Regions from separate parts of the Mus musculus genome. Here region 2 is linked to region 1. Evidence: chromatin loops called from intact Hi-C (ENCODE). Cell type or tissue: left cerebral cortex. All regions are shown on one strand. Each heading gives the region's core, and the rest is flanking DNA. Links, peaks and the distances in the headings are about the cores only.

Region 1 (5,000 bases), core at 1-5,000:
TATAGCCAGAGCCATCTGGAAGAGTCCAGATCAGAAAGAGAAAGCATTAAATTAAACACGGCCAGCAGACTATACTGGCCATGAGAGAACATAGATAGATAGATAGATAGATAGATAGATAGATAGATAGATAGATAGATACATACATACATACATACATACATACATACATACATACATACATGATAGATAGATAGGTACATGCATACATACATATAGATACATAGAGATATAGATAGATAGATAGATAGATAGATAGATAGATAGATAGATAGATAGGATGAAGAGAGAGAAGCAAGAAAGAAGAGTTTAAGAGAGGAAGACAAAAGAGAGTACATGGCCAAATGGCAGAGTTATATGAGAATGAGAAGCTGGCAAAAGTATGACACCAATGAGCTGGAGAAGTTTTGGGGCAGGGGTAAGTAGGGCTGAGAAAAGCCAAAGGCAGTTGTAATACTGAGGCCGGCATGCACTTTGATATGCTAACTGGCACCACAGATAGCCATTTGTCCCTGACAGCTGCCAAGCCTGATGACCCAAGTTCCATCCCTGGACTGCATGGCAGAGGGAGAGAACAGACTCCTATGAGTTGTCCTCTGACCGCCATGTGCATGCTTTGGCATGTGTGCATTCCACATGCACAACCACAGATAAATAAGTCAATCTAATAAATAAATTAAAGTAAAACTTAAAACTCAGACTTTCCCCCTCAAAGCCAGGGATATAATAGGGCTTGTTTCAACATGTGCAGTCTATTTACTGAAACTGACTGTGGAAATGTGTGGCCTAGTCAGTGGTCTTCTTTCCCTAAGTAAGATCTATGGCCAAGCCAAGCATGGTGGTAGGAGAGGCCTATAATCCTAGGAATCGGGAACTGAGTCAGGGGCATCATGCATTTGAAGCCAGTCTAGGCTACACAGGAAGAAACCATCTACAAATTTAAAAATAAAATAATAAACACAAAGCAACAACAAATAGATGCTAAAATTGAAAATAAAAACTATGTGCATAGAAAAAAACAGCTTGGTAAACAACAGAGCACTTTCCAGAAGACGCTGCAGTTGTCTTATCTCGGAGTCACCCTCACAACTCCAAATACAGACAAGCATGGGTCCAGAACTGCTTACAATTCCGGGGCTGAGTACCTAATTGCTTCCACGTGAAACCAAAGACTTTTAATGGTGGGGAGTGAAACCCCTGATTCTGAACCTTCACCTGGGTATGAGCTGACTGAATAAGCTTTCACACTACGGTGCTGTTGTTTCTCTCCCTTCTTTGCAATTCTGCATTCAGGTTTCCATGAGAAAGCATGAAGAAAGGTTATACAAACCATACAGCATTTATATATGAACAATAGCACTTAAAACACTTCTAGGCAAACAATAGCAACTATTTCCTTCAGTACTCTGGGGGAAAGCCTTCAGTCAGGGTTTTCTTCCCCTCACCCGACCGCAGAAAGACAGGGCTGCCCCTCTGCTGCTTTCTGGCTAGTGTAGTTTGGATTCTGATACAAGGAACAGCAATGCAGCAAGTGTGGTCTTCACCTCGCTAATGAGCGAATAAACAGATCTTGTGGAATAAGGGTCTCCTCTTTTGCATTCCAGAGAGGCTCAGGCATAAATTACACCCAAGACCACATACTGTTAGTAGTTCCTGCTTTTCTCCTAAATTCCTCCAACTAATGAATATTTATGAAATGTCATTTACTGTGCAACTAGCAGGTCTGAGCAGTGCTCAAACTGATTAGAGCTGTTGTGAGAGACAGCCTTCCTCCCATTTTTTTCAGATTTTCATGCATTGAAGCCTGTGTGGCATCTCCTCCCTCATCTACTTTCTGTACAGACAGCCCTGGCTTCCAGGTTCTGCAGAGTCCAGCTTGAAGAAAGCAAAACGAGGAGGTGGAGAACGAATGCCACCTAGTGGCTAAAGTGAGGTGTTACAAAACATCAGGGAAAAAAAAAAAAAGGCTTTGCCTGGCAGAAATGCGTGATCCGCATGGACTAGTGGCAGGATGGGTCAGACTGTTAGGGTCCTAAGGACACTTCTTCCCCGTGTGAGCAGTGTGAGTGAGTGGAATTTGAGGGATATACTAGATAAGGAAACAATGTTTTGGAGGAGCCTTGGAGCCCTTAACAGAAATGTCTCCCTGCAACATCTAAACATAGAGCTATTGGTCAAGGAGGCCGGGGCAGTACCATTTGGAGTATCATCGCTACTACTCCTACCTCTGTCCTTCCAGACAATTGGAATTCAGGCCTAGAGTTGAGTGTACTGTTTCCTCCAAAGGGATGTTGCATTCCTGAGGGCTTAACCACACAGTACCTCAGAGTGTGGTCTGGTTTGCATATAAGATACAAATCCACCTTGATATTTAGTTACAATATAGTGAGGTAGGCCCCAAACACACTATGACTAGTATCCTTATCAGAAGACAGTATCCATGTGAAATAGATACCTACAGAAAGCCTGGGCTGTGAGGGGATGAGACTGGATTCCAGCAGCTGCCAGCCAAGTCCACTTGCCAGCTGGTCACCCTTGCACAGCTGTGACAAGACACCTGAGGCCATCATCTTGTCACAGGGAAAACTTTACTTGCAGTTTGGGTTTTTTTTTTCAGTCCATCATGAGGTACCCCTGTTGTTTTGGGGTCTATGGTAAGCTGGCACATTAAGATGGGGAATGTGTCTGTTTGCTTCATGCTGAGATACAAGCAGGATAAAGAGAGTGAGATCTCACCATTCCCTTTAAGAACCCTGTCCTCAGTGAACAGACCTCCCACTGGGCCCTACCTCTGGAATCTTTTTACTGTGTCTCAGTAGTTGGGCCTCTGAAGAAAAGAAGAATGGCCCTGCAGGTTTCAGAGGGAGCAAGCCAGCTTCTTTATTTAGGACTCCAGTTCCAGCACTGAAAGTCAACCCTCCCTAAGGCACCTGGATGACATCGAAGTTCCCACGTCTATAGCTGTGACACTTGTCTACCTTGTGTCTAGCAGGATTGAACATATCTTGCAAAAGGAGGAGGAGGAAGAAGAAGAAGAAGAAGAAGAAGAAGAAGAAGAAGAAGAAGAAGAAGAAGAAGAAGAAGAAGAAGAAGAAGAAGAAGAAGAAGAAGAAGAAGGAGTTGCCTGTTTATTACCAAAAAAAAAAAAAAAAAGAACACTTCACACCTTTGATGGTATCTTTCATTTTATATCATCTCTTTCAATTTGCTACAATGCTCTTATGTTTTAATTCATTTAGGAGTCCATAATCTCTCTGAACAGGGATGGCCTCTGGATGTCATCAGTGCTTTGCACATTGAAACATGATCAATGTATCCGTAAGAAATAACTGAATAAGCACTGCCTGATCTCCAATGCCTGGGGCATGGTGGGGCTTCATTCCAGTCCACCTGATGTCACTGCTGTCCCTTCACTTCTCTGCTCTGGATATGCAGTCTTATTTAGGTGCCCACTACCTGCCTGTTCCCCTTGCTCCAGTGTCTTTGCACATGTGTTTCTTCTGTTTGGAGTGCCTACCTATTCCAACAACATCTACTTAACCTCTTCTACTCCTTGAGATTTCCTCTGTAGCATCACTTTCCAAATAAAAGTTCCCTTTAGAATGGACTCTTTGGGTACCAGGTATTTCTCATCTATAATTACATAGAGAGGCTCCTATATATACATATATATACAAATATATACCACAGAGAGGCTCCTTTGTGTCTCAGGATGTGATCATTTTCTAGATATCCACCCTACACACCTGCTTTAGGCAACTGTTGCATTTGTCTCACCTATTAGCTGCTCAGGAAATACTTGCATCCATAGAAACACACATATATTCAACTAGTCATCAGTGTTCTGATAGTCTATTAAAATATTCAGGCAAGTCTACCGTGGGCAGAAATGATCACTTCTACCAATCCTGTGCCAGGCATTAAGCCTGCTCCCCATGCCCTCCCTTAGTTAACCTGGGGAAGAGTCTATGAATCAGCAACCACCATCTCACTTTCCAAACGAACGATGAATCAAATGCTTAATTCTGCTAGAGGTCGGAGAATTGTTAAGTAGCAAGAACTTTAATTTAAAACTATACACGTCAGAACTTATATTTTAAAAACTTTCCCAGCATGACAGAAGAAAGCCAAGCATATGATTTCTAATTTTCTGGAATATATGCTGGGGAGCCTGCCTGAGCAGTTCTCTCTGGAAAGTAGCTGTGGGGGGGGGGTGCCAGCAGAGGGCAAGGAGGTGCAAAACTTGGCTTTGCCAAAGTAAAAGTTGTTTAGTATTAATAATATTTACTCTCGTTGGTTCTTGGTCCTTCTGGGGCCAGAAGCCATGGCTTCAGACAGATTAACACCTGTTGCTTACCATGGAGAGGTAGGTATTGTTCCCATCTCTGACCAGGCAGCCAGGAGTCCCTCACTGACCAGGCTGGTTAACTCTTTGTGAACCAGAGAGGAAGGAAAGGAAAAGAATTAAATCCTTTATATGGCAAACATGCATACATAGATACACATACATTTACACACATGCATACCTTAGCCAGGCCCAGCCACCTGTCTCACTCGACCCCACAAATGTTCATGCATAGTTACATACAGGCACATATACCCACACACATACATATAAACAAACAGACACGCATACATTTGGAAGAGCCCCCCAAGTCACCAACCCAACATCTTTCTTTTCCCTAGCCTTTTTGTATATAAATACAAAAAGTTCTTAGAAAATTACCTCATAGTTAAAACGTTACACAACAATGGGAGTTACAAAAGCACACTGATATTAAATTCAGAGCAGTAATTCATTCTGTAAGCTCATTACAAGTTCAAAGCCACAGTTTCATATGGCTGTGTCTTATCATAGTGCACACCTGTGGCTTCATCATTGGATCTGACCTAGAATGAATATTTTCCCTTGATCACAAATTTGTAACAAGCCTATTTCTCTTTTTAGTATAATTACGAAAGCTCATTGTACTCCTTATTATGCAGTCTTTACTTGCTAT
Region 2 (16,055 bases), core at 11,056-16,055, 160 kb before region 1:
AATCTTAAATCATAGCTAGTATGCATGTCTGCGTGTGTTGAAAACATCAAGAGTGCCCAGACTATTTTTCTGTGTACTCCTTTTGTGGGACCATGATAACCTAGAGAACATAAATTAATCAGACTAAAAGCACCTTTAAAAACATTAAGTCTTTACAAAAGCAAAATACAGGATGAAAGGAATCACAGGATACCTCAAACTCATTTCAAAGGAGCACCACAGACTCAGCCTTTTGTAGACCACAGAAACCTTCTCTTGGGAAAGAAATGCTTTGAAGTCCATTTTTGCAGCTTTTTCTTCTTTTTAAAGCCCTCATTATAAAGCAATGCCAAGTAGAATTCTACATGTTCCCATCCATTAAGCTATTCTGGAATGAAAATGGGCACTAATATATAGGAATTTCAAGATACATTAGTTTCTTTTTTTTCCACTTTTTAATTAGATATTTTCTTTATTTACATTTCAAATGTTATCCCCTTTCCTAATTTCCCCTCTGAAAATCCCCTATCCCCTCCTCCCTTCCTCTGCTCCCCAACCTGCCCTCTCCCATTCCCAGTCCTGGCCTTCCCCTATACTGGGGCATAGAGCCTTCACAGGACCTAAGGCCTCTCCTCCCATTGATGACCAACTAGGCCATCCTCATCGACATATACAGCTAGAGCCACAAGTTCCACCATGTGTTTTCTTTGATTGGTGGTTTAGTTCTAAGGAGCTCTGGGAGTACTGGTTAGTTCATATTGATGTTCCTCCTATGGGGCTTCAGATCCCTTCAGCTCCTTGGGTACTTTCTCTAGCTCCTTCACTGGAGACCTTGTGCTCCATCCAATGGATGATTGTGAGCATCCACTTCTGTATTTTCCAGGCACTGGCAAAGGCCCTCGGGAGACAGTTATATCAGCCTGAATGTTTTCTGCACCATATATTTTTATCATGTTTTCTCCTTCACCCAGTTCCTTCCAGATCCTTCCCACCTCCCTACCTACCCAGCTCTATCTTCTTTTTCTCACTCTCTTTCAAACAAATAAACAAAAACAAAATAATAACGACAAAGAGACATATACAGACAAAAATCCATAAAAGTTAAAATCAAAATAAGTAAAACACCAACTAGACAAAAAATAAGACAAAAAAAAATGTCCAAAGAAAGCAAAATGAAACAAAAAGTCTTCAAAAATACCATTGAGTCCACTCTGTGTTGTCCAACTACTCCTGGACATAGAGCCTACCCTAAGGAATGGTTACCCCATTAGACTCCACTAAAGAAAACTGATTTTTTTTTTTTAACCTTTACCAACAGGTATCAACTGTAGATAGCTTCTTGGTTAGATATAAGAGCTTGTGTGCACTTCCTCTTCCCAGTGCTGGGACCTCATCCGACTGGAATTTGTGCAGGCCTTGTGCATACTGCCACAGTCACTCTGGGTCATATGTGCATCAGTTATATCATATTGGGAAGGCACTGTTTCCTTGGTGTCATCCATCACTTCTGGATCTAAAAATTTTTCTGCCTCTTTTTCCACAAAGATCCCTAAGCCTAGAGGAGGGCTTTTGATGAAAACAACTCATTTAAGACTGAGTTCTCCAAAGTCTCTCAATCTCTATACACTATCTAGTTTGGAGTCTCTGTGTTAGTTGCTAACAAGAAGCTTCTCTGATGAAGGCTAAAGAAGTCCCTGATATGTGGGTATAACAATATGTCATTATGAGTAATTTTACTTCAGGGTGGCCCCCACAATCTCTAATTCCTTGTGTGCATGCCCATAAATGACTCCTATCCTAGACTGGAGCATGCATGACTGGACTCTGAACAGTAGAATGTGACAAATTAACAAGATGTATCTTTTATTATGATGCTCTTTTATGACTGAGGTTATGTCACTACTGTAATAATATTATTTTGTTTAGGGTTTTCATAAAACAAGTGGTCATGTTAAATATGTCAACCTTGTAAGGACCTACAGGGGGCTGCTAGTAATTGCTGGTGGTCTCTGGGTTCTGAGGAACTCCAACAACAAAAAGGCAGCAAAAACCAAAATACAATGAATTCTGCCAAGACACAATGAGCTTGGATGTAGATTCTGCCCCTGTCATACTTCCAGATGAGATGGGCCAAGCAACTGATGGGTGAGGTTTGAGAATACAGATGGCTTAGACATCCTGGCCACAGAAATAGTAAGATCATATACATGCGTTCATTTAGGATGCCATATTAATTGTTTCCTTTTTGAGAATATTATATGTGTATTCAGTGATACATGATAATACATGCCTGTACTTCCCTTCCCCCTCCAATTCCCACTGTAGCCTTCCAACATGCTCTCCTGTCAACACTACCTGATCACTCACTATTACAAAGTCCTATTTAGTGCTGTACTTACATGCCTATGTGTAAAGCCATCCACTGGAGCATGAAAACCCTAAAAAAATATAGCAATACTCTCAAAAAAGATTGATTGTCCTCCCACCACCACCACCAGCAGCTACCACCTGACATTAGCTCTTCAGTAAAGGGTGGGACTTAGAAAGCACCTTTCCTATCTGCACTGGAATTTGGTTGGCTTGATCTTATACAGGTAACCACAGCTACTCCATTCATGAATACAGAAGCCATGTCATATCCAGAAGACAACCAGCCTCTTCTTCCATAATACTTCATGATAAGCTGCCAAATTTTTAATAATTGGTTATCAACATCAATAGAAAGGTAATATAAGGTTGACATCCATGTGGGAGAAAGAGCTACACATGCAATAGGTGACAAGGATTTACCAGCAAAAGCAAAGTTTGTCTAGTGCATTGTATGATAGCCCATTAGACTGGAAGCCATGGAGAGGCCTTAAGTCTGAAGTTGCATTGAGCATGAAAACGGATGAGACGTATCTAGACAGAGACCTCAGGACAGACTCCTCAGGCTCCACCCAACCAAGGTTTGTCAAACTGAGTTTCAAAAGGGGGTTTTTATTGCTCCCTAAAAGATGCAGAAGTGACTGACTGAGCCAATGACTCTAAGGAACTTGGAGGATGGAGATCTTAAGGCTTCCACAGAAGATGCAGGCCAGCATCAGAAGCTGTCTGTGGAGGCCACAACAGAGACATAGGAGGGCCCGCAGGGCCCACAGAGCTGGCTTCTTCCGGTAGTGCTAGGACAATTTATAAGGCCACTACTTGAGAAAGGAGAGTGAGAGAAAAAGAATTCTGTGACATTATGCTCAACCAATCAAAGTAGACCCCATAAAACAGCCTTTTTCAAGTTTCTATTATCAGTAAAAATAGAAAATTGAACAAAATTTAATTTTCATTACAGAGAAGTGAAATAACATTTCTGCAATTCAAAGTGATACCCTCCTGGTATGCATCTGATTTGGGAACCATTATATTTACTGTGAGAAAAATTATACATTTATATGTATGTGCATATATTAATAGTCTATTTGGCTTCTGTCTTATCAGGATGCCATCCCATTTTCTAGTTTCTAACAGAAATTCTTTTCTGCTATCTAACATTTTCCCATTGGTCCCTTATGTTTAAATGCATGTAAAGAACTCAAATGCAATCAGTGAAGTTTTTCATCTCAGCTATTTCTCATATCTCTTAAATCTGCCTTGTTGAGGCAATTAAATTCCACAACTCTTATTAAGTCTTATTTATTTCTTTTTTATTTTTTCTCTTTTCTTTATTTCTTCTTGTGTCTCACAGTGTAACCTGAGCTCATTTGAAACTCTCTGTGAAGCTCAGGCAGGCCTCAAAGAGCAATCCTCCTGTTTTAGCCTCTAGAATTCTGGAACTACAGGCCTGACCCACCACATTCAGTTTCAGTTACAAATTTCTGCATTCTATGCAGAGCATCTGCCATGGCTCTAACACAGAGTAAATTTATTTCGTACAAGTGCATGTCAGCAGTTATTAAAGGATCAGCTTCCTCAGCCCTTATCCTCTCAGGGTTGGCCTTTTCTACTCCAGCAGGGTCAGATTTGAAGTCCTCACCCTTCTGTCAACTCTTTGGGGGTGGGGACTTATGGCAGAGAATTCAGAGGAAAGGCAAATGTAAAAGTTTTCAAACCATGGTCTTGGCTGGGCAATCTTTAAACAGGGAGTGGTCTGAAAACGTTGAGGAACAGAAACTATGTGGAAGCAATGACAATGCGTAACAAAAGGAAGGAGGACACATGTTTAAATATCACTGTGATTTATCCTGGTTTTTACTTTTTGAAACGAACAGAAGGGGAAAATACCTGTGGCTTCAAGGCTAATGTGTTTCTATTGTAAGAGTAATTCTACTGATTCTGGGCATTGCATAAGTCAGTAGGTTTGCTTGGGATGCGATGCAATGAGTGATATTTTTCTTGATGGTTTATGATCTCTATTATACTGAATTGTACAGAAATTAACCCAAACTAACCTGACTTCTTTTAAAATGTTTCATTTAAAAGTGGACAGCATGTATCTCATGAGAGTGTCTCTACAACTTCATCTATATGCATTGCTTATTTTGCTCCCTAATACAGAATTTTGAGGTCTTAGGACCATAAAAATCTCTCTCTCTTTTTTCTCTCTCCCTCTTTCTTTCCTTCTCTCCCTCCCTCCTTCCTTCCCTGCCTTGCTCCCTCCCTCCTTTTCTCTCAACTGTTAATCACAGAAATAGGTTGGACTTGTCTGCTACAGTCGGATTTTTAAAAAAAAAATTTTTTTTTTAATTCTTATCATTGTCATTGGGATGGTAACAATCCACAGAATAGTTTCCATTGAGAGAAAAAAGGAAAGGGAAAAGACAGAAGTTCTAAAACGCCAACCTACTGCACGTACATTTCAAGATTACATCACATCCACTAAAATCCATTGATCTAAGCCTCAAGTTGGCTGGCTAGGTATTGTGTAACAATCTCCTTTAAAATTAAAACATTCCCTCTTGAAAGGAAGCTCATTAGATGCAAGATGTTACAGAAGGATGGGGTGAAATAGCAAGACATTCTAAGGAGAAGGGAAAATATTCTAACCTACAGAGAAGCTTTTTTTAAATTCATGAAGAAAACAACTCAGAGTCCTCAGGCAGTCCCTAAAATTGACCAGATAAATTAGGACCTCACCCTCTCCAAGAGTATATAGGTAGTAAGGGCTGGTGAGAGACAGTCACAGACCAACAGAGCCAACTGAAGGAGACAAAGACCTTCCCAGCTGCTTAGAAGACTATATCAGTCACGATGAGCCACCTGGAAGCAACCGAGGAGCCAAGCTGCCTGGACCACCTGAGTCGCCTGAGATACCCTCCAGCCTGTCAAGCTGTTCGAAGGTTGTGTCATGAGATCCAGTTTTTCAGACGTTCTTGAGCTGTCTCCCATGCTGCCTTTGAGTTATCTCTACTCCTACAAGTAACCCCTCACCTGTACTTTTTCAGTAACTACAAGAACTCATTAGTTCCCCAGCTTGGATTTTGGTGATATCCTCATTTTGGTCTGCCATTGTTGCCACATCTCCGCAGCAATAGTGTCAATAACACCAAATTTCAAATCAAGAACTGGGGACACACATATCTCTTAGTATAAAGTCATTTTATCGAAAGGAAGAATGAAAAGCTGAGACTAGTAACTCAGTCTGTACATGCTGCTAAATTATATTTGTATTATACCTGTTTGTTGTCTTAGTCACCCTTTATATTGCTGTAAAGAGACACCATGACCACAGCAGCTCTTACAAAAAAAAAAAAAAAAAAAGCAAGCATTTAATTAGGGCTGGCTTACAGTCCCAGAGGCTTAGTCCATTGTTATCATGGTAGTGAGCACAGCGCCATGCAGGCAGATACTAGAGCAGTAGCTTAGAGTGCTGCACCTGTTCTATAGGCAAAGACAGAGATTCTGAGCTTGAAACCTCAGAGCCTACCCCCAGAGTCACACTTTCTGTATGTAACAATGCCACCACCTAACCCTTTTAATTCCTTCAAATTGTGCCACTCCCTGGTGACAAAGCATTCAAATGCATGAGCCTATGGGAGCCATTCTCATTCAAACCACCACACTTGTATTGAATTTTACATTTTTATACATGAATGAATGCTAAAGGGTTTTCTAATAAATTCAAAGGTTCCACTGTGACTTATATTATCATGATTTCCAACCTTGTGAAAAATATAGCCAAAAGCTATACTTTTATTTATTTAAACCATGTGACTTTCCTATTAAGACACATAAGCCATGAAAACTTTTCAAAATGAGTGATACATATACATATATTTGCTAGTCACTTGAGAACTTGATGTAAACATCTATAGGCATTCTCCTTTGTCTAGTGTGCCACACACTTATTTATACCTGCCCTACTAATTTATGTGACACCGTGTATCTATTCCTAGCTGCTCCTGGAGTTAAAAGCACATGTTTTGGCACTGGGAAAGATACCAGCTTCAAAGAAAACATAATAGCACATTTAAACCCTGTGATGGAGAGTCTGATAAGCCAGAAAAATCACAGCTTGATTTCAAAAGCAGCAGGGAGTTGGTAAAGAGACTAAAAGAAGTAGATGGAATAGCTTGTACGATAGAAAATAAAGATTGCTTTTGCCAAAGACCATTTTCCAAACTCCATAGAAACAGGTCACCCATCAGAAGATGGAGGACTTTCAGAAACTACCAAGTCGAGAGGAATGTACAAGTTTTCCAGTTTAAAAAAAAAAAAAAACACAAATGTCTATTATAAACAAATAGGTGGTGAATTCTTTCATTCTAAAAAAAAAAAAAACAAAGATTGACTCTCACCTTAATGGCATCAAATGACAGAGCAAAGCAGAAGTCTTGCCTAGAAGCAGATAAGAGAAAGAAGCATGCATGTTTCTCATTCCTCACTTCTCTGCTGATGATAGTAGCAACACTACCTCCATGTTTTCACCTCTATGAAAGAAGCATGTTTTTAGTTCGGTATCTGATGTTAGCTCTGGAATCTTGATCTATCACTTGCTGACTCTGCCTCAGGCATCAGCTGCTCATGAATAATTTAAACCTATATAAATACATTAATATATATCTACTCTCCTTTTACTTTAGAGACAATGTGGATGGGAGTGGGGGCAATCTGCAAGATCGTGCTTAAATCTCTTGAAAAGGGAGTTATCATTTCAGAACACTACAACTATTATTGTTGTTTCTATCTTACTCCATCCAAATTAGTCTCTTTATACTGGCTTTCTCAATGGGCAATGACTTTTTCCTATTGGCCTATGGATAGAGTTCTCCATGGTCATAAACAATTAGCTGCTGACTACTATTAAATCACTCTGGCTTAGCCTCCTCTCCATTGTGGATGTTGCAGTGATGTAGTCAAGGTTGATTAAGTTTTAACTCCAATGCTCGAGTCCCCAGGTGACAGTGTAGAGTGTTTCAGATTCAGAGACAATTTATTCACATTCTGCAACAACATCTAGAAAACTAACCTTTATTTCAAAGAGGGCTTCAGCCCTCAGAAGACTAGACACACTGATGAGATTTCCTTCTGCCTGCATCAATTGTCGTACCAGGAAGTGGCATGAGGGGCAGCTCTGTGCAGCCAAAGTACATTCATCACCCGAAGCAAGGCTACTAGTGCCTGTGTATGCCTGTGTGTGCAGTATTCAGTGGTAAGAAAAACTATGCCCGGTATCTTGTTGCATTTTAAACGTTTTAAAGCATTCATTTCTGTGTTCTGATAAATAATGTCTCCATAGCAATATCTACCCCACTATCCCAGTCAGATGGACAGTTCTACCATCAGCCAGGCCTCACCTTCATTTACCCATTCATGTTAAGAGGGGAGATGCAATGAAATTGAGACGAGGAGCAGGAGGCTCCAATCTGTGAGCAATTCTTAGCAAAAGACGTGGTCTCACCAACCTCAATGTCATCCTCTATAAAACAATAATAGTGTGTTCATGGCATGAGGATATCATGTATGTGAAATACTTAGGCATAAGTCACTCAGATTTTTCTTTTAAAAAAATCTCTAAAACCACAAAAATTCATAATTTTTCTACATTTACTGAAAGTCTTCCCTAAAATCTTTTTCTATTATAAGGAAGACATTTCTTTTCTTACTTGAAATAGTATGCAGGTATAATGCATGAGACTCAAAAAGGCAAATTTTTATAGAAAAGTCCTCATGTGTTAACTACAATTATAAAAATGGTGCTACCAACTGGGTGTGGGAAAGTCCTCTAAAACTGCCACAGTATGTTATGGGCCAAGTTTTATTCCATAAGTGATTTGAATCAGAATGAATTGGAATGATCACTCTAAGAGAGAGATCAAGAGAGACCTCCATATTAGTCTTCCCAACGCCCACTTGAGTTCCTTGCAGTGGGGTTTAGGGAAGGAACTGGAAACACTGAGTGTTTGGAAATACTCAGATAGTAATCCTGGTGTGTGTTGAAAGGCCGACCTCTTCTAACAAGTGACAAGGCACTCTCCACTGGCAGCTAAAACTAGGGTTCTTCAGTGTCCTCTCTCACTGACACCTCCTGCTATGTAGATAGGACATAATCTACCTTTGGCTGTCTGTGAATAGATGACCATGTGGTGCAGAGAAGATATCTTCCTCTGTGGTCTGCAGCACAGGGCAATGCCTAGACATCGTCTGCTTTCAAACTGGCCAACATACATTATGTTTGCTTCCCGTTCTTTACCTTCAGGTCTAAATTCTTTTTCTCTCCTATTTCCAATTCCTCAGGCTTTTCAAAACCCCTTTAGCAAGATCCTCCTTTGATCATCTGTGGAATATCCCAGGCATGTAGAAGTCACTCAAACTAAAGTCCTCTAAAATGATGATCTCACAAATCTTGAACTCTTCTGAAAATTTCCCTTTAACACCTCTCCTATCCCAAATTCCCTCATAATGAACTCTGCCTTCTTTTCCCTTCACCACATTCTTGATAAGATGTTACGATTATAAGAATTGTTTATGTTAATGTATGGTAGGTTGATGGTCCCCAAATCAAGAAAATCACTTGCATTTAAGTAAGAATGAGTGATGTCAGGATTGGGACAGTGGTCTAAGGTACTAATGGTACAAGGTATCGTACAGAAGAGAACAGCTAAGATCTTCAGTGACGAATTCTCTGGACCTGTTTCTCTAAAGTGATCTGATTGGAGCTTTTTCTTGTTTTGTTTTTGTTTTCTTAGACTCACTCTCTCCTAAAATTCTATTATCCTATTCTCTACAGCATTTGTTTGTTGGTTTTGTTTACAGGCTTCGTTCTGAAAGATTCCCATAAATATACCATAATGATTGGAAATGAAGAAGCTGGTATTGCTGGCAATGGTATAGAAGAGTAGAGGCTAAACATTAGCAATAGATAGGCAGTTTTTCATCTAGATAATAAGATGTGATTGTTCTTATTACCAAGGATACAGCCAGGATGAACTTGGAACGCTGAAGCCACACCATTCCTCACCTCAGCATATGGTGATTTGAGCAGTAACTCTGCATTTCTCATGTGGTTCCCATTCCTCAGTTCAAATGGTAAAGTGGGAGAATTACCTCTCTCATATGCACCGCTGCAAACCCCCGCCCCATCTGATCTAGCCTCCACTCTTGATTCTTATCCTATTCAGAAGAGAAACCAAGGTTCCTCCTGGGCTTCACTATCTTCAGTGTCCTCCTTGTCTCTCTGTCCTGACTTGCCATAACCCTCACCACCTTGGGTATTCGGCTCCAGATACTCCAGACTCCTCAATACTAATCAACTACTCCTGCCCCGTTTAAAAAACAGAAAACAACAACAACAACAACAAAAATCCTACAAGTTAGTATTTTATTACAGGCAAACCTGTAGTTGGGAACATGCCATTTAAAATGAATGCCACTTATTTAAAATAATAACATCACCAAAACTAGGTGTGGCTACACCTAGATATTTTTCAGTATATAAGGGGTAAGAAAAGAATAGTTTTACAAACTATAATAAATGTGCAAATAAGCCTCCCATTTCCAAGAAGCTTGAGGTTTGCATGAGTTTGCATGCTGCCGTTTCTACACAGAAAACTGTCAGGAGCTGTCACCACAACCAATGCAGAAAGGATGAAACTCTAGCTTTGGGAGGCGAAATGTCATACCCACAGGGAAATGCTGCAGAGAGGGGATCCAACCCTGATTCTCCACAGCATTCTTCCCTGGAACCTTCCCTGGGCCACTTCCAGAATGTCACAGCTTTCACTATAACCATAGCTGGCACCAGAAAGCACAGATGTGCATGGGACACATTTTAAATTGAGCACTTAGATTTGTTTTGTTTGTTTGACTTCCAACGTGGGTTCTTAGATCACTACTTCTCATTCTGGATCAGATTATAAACAAAGTCTTCTCTGGCAGAGCCAAATGTGAGCTCTGATTTGCTACCAACCCTGCAGCTGGAATGAACCTCCAATGCTAAAAGTACACTGCCCCTCACAGCACTTCGAAGACCTGTCAGCAGTCCAGTAGTCCTCAAACCCAATTCCCCATATGTGAAGAATAATCACCCTAGCCAGACAAGATTATGGGACTTAGCAAGAATGTTGTCTCTCAGGTACATTATTGCAACTGCTCACATCAGATATCTTGCCTACCTTCCATGTACCATTAAAAGAACATCTAGAGGGATCCTGTTGCGTTAGTCCTCATGAGCATCGTGACAGATGACTGTAATCCCAGCACTAAGGATGCGAGGGAAAGCAGGAGGATTGTTTGACTTGAGTCCAGCCTGGGCTACAGAAGTCTTAAGACCCTGTCTCAAAAGAAAACAAAAATTAGCCCTGCCACTGACTCTGTTGCCCAGTGTCTTGCAGTCACACCTGTCACCCTATGCAGACCAGAGCCACACCTCCTGGTTGGTTTTCACTGCCTGCCTCTTCCTTTGAGCCTTTCTGCTCTAACAGCCCCCACTGTGACTGCTGTGAGTTGTCTTGCTCTGGCTCTTTGGATCCTTCACTCTTATTCAAATACCCCAGAAACATTTCTGCATAAGAACCCTTTCCTGGGGGAGTGGGTAGGGGAGCGTGTGGAGGACTTTTGGGATAGCATTGGAAATGTAAATGAAATAAATACCCAATAAAAAAAGGAAAAAAATAAAAAGAACCCTTTCCTAAGAACCCTCTCCATTGCTCTTTCCTCCCCTTGGGACTCCTTGCTCCATCATTCTCACAAATCACTGCCTCACCTCCCTTTATCTCTTTATTCAAAAGGTATGTTCTTGGGGGTTTTCCCTGGCTTTGCCTTCTAAAAATCACAGCTCACTTCCCTTCTATTCCTGTGGGCTTTTTTTTCCTCCTGAGCACAAGACAGCATGTCCTGTGTGTATTTGATTGTGTTCTTTGTTGTCCTTCTGTTCCATTAGTTCATAAACTAATATTTAGCACTCTGTGGAGTTATTAACAATCTTAGTCTGAAAAGGCAGAGAATTCATTTATTCTAACTGGGATTAAATCACCTAATCCCAGGATAGCCTTATGCCTGTGCACAGTAGGTTTTACTAACTGATTATTGAGTAATGAAAGGGTTTTTAAAATTATGGTCTTGTAGGCACGAAAAAGAGAGGAAGGGGAAGGGAAAGAGGAGAGATAAGAAAAGGCGAAAAGAAGAATGTCAGAGTTGCTCTGCAGTGACAAGAGAACCAGGTGGCAAAAGGAGGACAGAGAAGAAGAATAGCACAGGGGCTGGGGAGAAGCTCCTCTGTAAAGTGCTTGTCACTGAAGCCCGAGGGCCTGAGTCTCCTGAATCTACTCTAAAAAACCAGGCATGGCATGGTAGCATGCACCTTTAATACCAACAGTAGGAAAGAGAGACAGAATACCAAGGATCTCAATGGCCATCCAGGTTAGCCTTATCATTGAGTTCCAGGTCTCACTGAGAGAGACTTTGTCCCAAAGACAAGACAAGCTAGAATGCTTCTGAGGCACAAAGCAGAGGGTGACCTCTGGCCTCCACCTGAGCTAACACAGATGTGTACACGTACATAGACACACACACACACACACACACACACACACACACACACACACACAAACACACCAAAAGGAATGACGCAGAGTAGAAAGGACCTGGGGAGACTCGAAAACAGAAAAGGAAGAGCTCTTCTTCCAGTTCACAAGCTTCCACCAGGGCTCCGTCAGTACCAAGCTCAGAACTATGCAGCTCATCTGAGAATAACCAGGTCAGCCACACTCTCACGGCCATGATGAACTTGTAAGTAGCCTAATGCCCAAAGTGAATCCAACAAAACCTTTCCCAGTCAGGCCAGGCTACTCTCTATCAACACCTACTCTCTGAGGAACTTCATCTGAGCACACATGCAATGCCATGGTGCTAACGGTTGCTATGCAGAGTCACAGTTATAGGCACTCCTTAGTCTTCCATACACATACTCCAGCTCCTCCTAACGGCACGGGTGAGAGCCTCAAGTCCCTGCCGTGCAAGGACCACACATTCTACACTATACTTTGTATCTCAAGCAATGTGGTACTCTGGGATAAAGGAGATTGCTGACAGAGCTTTGATCTCTCTCTGACCTCAAGAGAGAACAGGGGCTTTCTATTCTGATTTAGCCCCCATTAAGCGTTTACTTCCCAATGGTGGAAGTTTTTTTAACCCTGAAGCAACTCCATCTTACAAAACTTACTTTGTGCTGAGACAAAGAGTCTTCTCTTTGCCAGGTTCTCAAGAATTTTATTTGTCTATAGTTTCATTATCCCAAAATTTAAAACATGGTGGAAACTTAAACTCAAGAATCAAAACAACTTTTTAGAGCTAAAGGTTTGATGTATTTACATAGTAATTTAGCAGCTCCAAACAACAGGGCAAGGACAGGTCAAATAAATTGCCGAGGTCACAGTTCTCCAGAGGTGATATTGGACTCAGTATTGCTGATCACCAATGCTGTTAGTCACGTAGTCATCTCCCCCACCCTCCTCATGAATGATTCCTGTAACATAAAAAGTAGTCAATTTGCAATATGTGTGGCATCCATAAGATTTCCTTAACCCTTTTGCGTTTTTTCTGATGTCACTTATTAAATGGGGAGAAAGTTTAGATAATAGGCTCATTGACCCCTGGGTTGCTGTATAAATGAAATAACTCACAAGAAACTACAACCTGGACACTCTTGGTCTATATACTACGGACAACTGGTGAAGGCTTTTTAAGCTCTGAAAGTACTTTTATTGCATTTTATTTATTTTATGTCTGGGATGGATGTGAGCACGTGAATCTTGCCACGCAGGGGTGCACGTTGGAGGACAACTTTCTTGAGTCAATTGTCTCTTTCCATCTTAAAGGACCTGGGGATGTAAATGCAGTTGTGAGGCCTGGTGGCCAGCTCTTTAACTTCTTGAATCGCTTTGAATCCACGTTTTTTATCCCGAGAATCAAAAAAACAAGACCCCTTTAAAAACGCATAAGCTCCTCTGCCAAAGAAAAGCAAGAAGAAATCAGATGTGTAAATAATTCTTGCTTTAATACTCTGGACTAGAAAAACCCTTTAGAGTGGTGTCGCCAAGGGATACTCCTTAAAGTCACAGTGGCTTTTAACCGGTCCCTGTGACCCATTAGGCTTCAGATCTCTCAGTACCGACTCCGAATTCAGAAATCCCCCAGGCTGTCTTTGCGTACATCCGCCAAAGGGAATTGTGCCAACTACAGACTCTGCGTTTGAGGGGCGAGGACTTTGCAGGGGCGCGGGACTGTGCGGCAGGAGAATCTCACCATCAGTGGGCGTTTAGCGCAGCCAAGCGACAGGCTGGCGCCAGGGCTCTGCTACTGGGAGGCGCCGGCTGAGGCGGGGAGAACTTTGGCGCTCAGAACAGAACCACCCTTCGCTGGCCAGTTGTGTCGCTCCTCCAAGGAAGCCGCGGAAGTGGCGCCTGGGCGAAAAGCCCGGCAGAAAAAGGAAGAGAGGAAGTAGAAAGGGAAGAGGGGAAAATGAACCAGGCGCTGGGGGAGCCCGCGGTAAGGTGGCCGGCGGGGAAAGGAAGCAGGTTCGGCAGCTGCTTTTCCGCACCCCGTGCGTGAACGCCCTCTCCTCTGCCACCCCAGTAAATAAGTGGGTGTCTCCTGAACTGAACAGCAAGAGAAAAGAAGCCAGCCAAGTGAGAGTACAGCTCCTCTGTCACTGCCGCCCCCTTGCAAGTCTGGCGGCTTCTCGCGGGGCCAGACGCTGCGCCCCAGGCGCCCTGCAGATGGGGTGGACAGGGACCCGGAGCTCAAGCCACGGGTGACCCGCGCTGGCCAACCGGCCTGCGGCGCTTGCGGAGGATGCTAGGCGGAGGAGCCCTGGAACCGCATCCGACACTGCCCGGCGTCCGCTAGGCTGCAACTTGGAATGCCCAGGGAGCGGTCCGGCTCCTGTGACCACTTCGCCGCGTCTAGGGAAGCTGCGCTCAGGATTTGGAGGCAGAGACCTCAGGCGGCGGAGACCTCCGGCGGCGGCTGCAGAGGGAAGAGCCGGGCGCAGGAGGGGGCGCGCTTTCTCCCAGCGGGTCTCAGTAATGAGGAGACTGAGTTTGTGGTGGCTGCTGAGCAGGGTCTGTCTGTTGCTGCCTCCGCCCTGTGCACTGGTGCTGGCCGGGGTGCCCAGCTCCTCCTCGCACCCGCAACCCTGCCAGATCCTCAAGCGCATCGGACACGCGGTGAGGGTGGGCGCGGTGCACTTGCAACCCTGGACCACGGCCCCACGCGCAGCCAGTCGCGCTCAGGACGGCGGCAGGGCGGGTGCCCAGAGGGATGAGCCAGAGTCGGGGACGTGGCGGCCACCGGCGCCCTCGCAAGGCGCACGTTGGTTGGGGAGCGCCCTGCATGGCCGGGGTCCACCCGGCTCCCGCAAGCTCGGGGAGGGCGCCGGGACCGAGACCCTGTGGCCGCGGGATGCCCTACTGTTCGCTGTGGAAAACCTGAACCGTGTGGAAGGGCTCCTTCCCTACAACCTGTCTTTGGAAGTAGTGATGGCCATCGAGGCGGGCCTGGGCGACCTGCCACTTATGCCTTTCTCTTCCCCAAGCTCACCGTGGAGCAGTGACCCTTTCTCCTTTCTGCAGAGCGTGTGCCACACCGTAGTGGTACAAGGGGTTTCAGCGCTGCTGGCCTTCCCCCAGAGCCAGGGCGAAATGATGGAGCTGGACTTGGTCAGTTCTGTCCTGCACATCCCAGTGCTCAGCATAGTGCGCCACGAGTTTCCGCGGGAGAGTCAGGTGAGAGGAGTCTGGTGCGTGGAGTGCTGTGCGCTGCTGGGAGTCGGGACCAGAAGGGGAGGAAGAGTGTGGGGGAAGCCTGGGTTTGTTGGCTTGTTTGTTTTTTAACTTTGATGTTTGAGGCTTGGACTATGTCCCTAGGCGGTAGGTTAGAGGACTTCAGTTGAAATAGAGTAAGACATTTTAAAAGCAGGCAGAAATAAAATGCGAAGTTGGGGGTGGGGGAGGGGTCACAGATGGAAGGAAGAAAGTGGAGATGATATGTGGTGGGGGCGGGAGGCAGTCATGTTTTGACAAGCTATGAGAAATCTAGTGGGTTCCAGACACCTGAAACTTAAGGTTCAGAACCGTGGACAGTGATCAAGGGTTCTACACTGGAGTGAGGAACAGGGGTGGGGCCCCAGACTTGCCACTGTCTTAAACTCCCAAAGGGCATTCAGAAAACCTGTAACAGAAAAAGCAGCAGCTGGTCTTTTTTACTTCTTCCAGAGGCGTGCCAGGGCTCTGTGGTGTAAGGAAAAGCACGTCCCTCTGGCTTCCCTTCAGTAAATGTAAAAGTCTGCAACTAGTACAGAAGCCACCGTGGCTGGCAGTCTTACAAATGGAAACCACTGGAATTACCGAGAGTACAAAAGATGAGGAGACTCATCTGTGGGTTCTTTGCCCCCACCTTCCTTCTACATTGTGTGGGCTCAGAGGCTGGACATGTGATCGCTGTAAAGAGCCCATTTCTGCTCTCTTTATTTAAGAATAAACAAATAATGACTTAGTTTTTTAAGGGGTTGAAAAAAATCTAAAGATATTGTCAGCAAAGAAACTATTTGTGGACTTAAGTCATGACTAGTAACAAAGAGGAGATGTGATACTCAGGAAGGAGACAGG

The links. A loop is a pair of places that touch in the nucleus more often than their neighbours do. Peaks named below come from ENCODE experiments on the same cell type or tissue, not always from the same donor. Only the 100,000 strongest peaks of a DNase experiment are listed, where the experiment ranks them.
Region 2: it touches region 1 in a loop (7-fold over the local background); 7 of 42 quality-filtered maps call a loop at or near these places.

What each region holds. Positions count from the first base shown.
Region 1 is chr4:49,685,727-49,690,726 of GRCm38, reverse strand. All of the region lies in intron 6 of Grin3a (glutamate receptor ionotropic, NMDA3A), which reads left to right. Among named protein-coding and RNA genes, the nearest start is that of Ppp3r2, 6.2 kb to the right of the region's middle. In left cerebral cortex, for the core only: a CTCF peak has its summit at 1,918 (motif pointing left); a DNase peak (open chromatin) is centred at 1,883.
Region 2 is chr4:49,843,501-49,859,555 of GRCm38, reverse strand. It overlaps Grin3a (glutamate receptor ionotropic, NMDA3A), which reads left to right and starts at 13,787. Exons shown (of 9, transcript NM_001033351.2): 1 at 13,787-15,173. The coding sequence starts at 14,475. In left cerebral cortex, for the core only: CTCF peaks have their summits at 13,723 and 14,438; DNase peaks (open chromatin) are centred at 14,278, 14,708, 15,149, 15,641 and 1 more place; H3K4me3 peaks cover 2,687 bases; H3K27ac peaks cover 1,129 bases.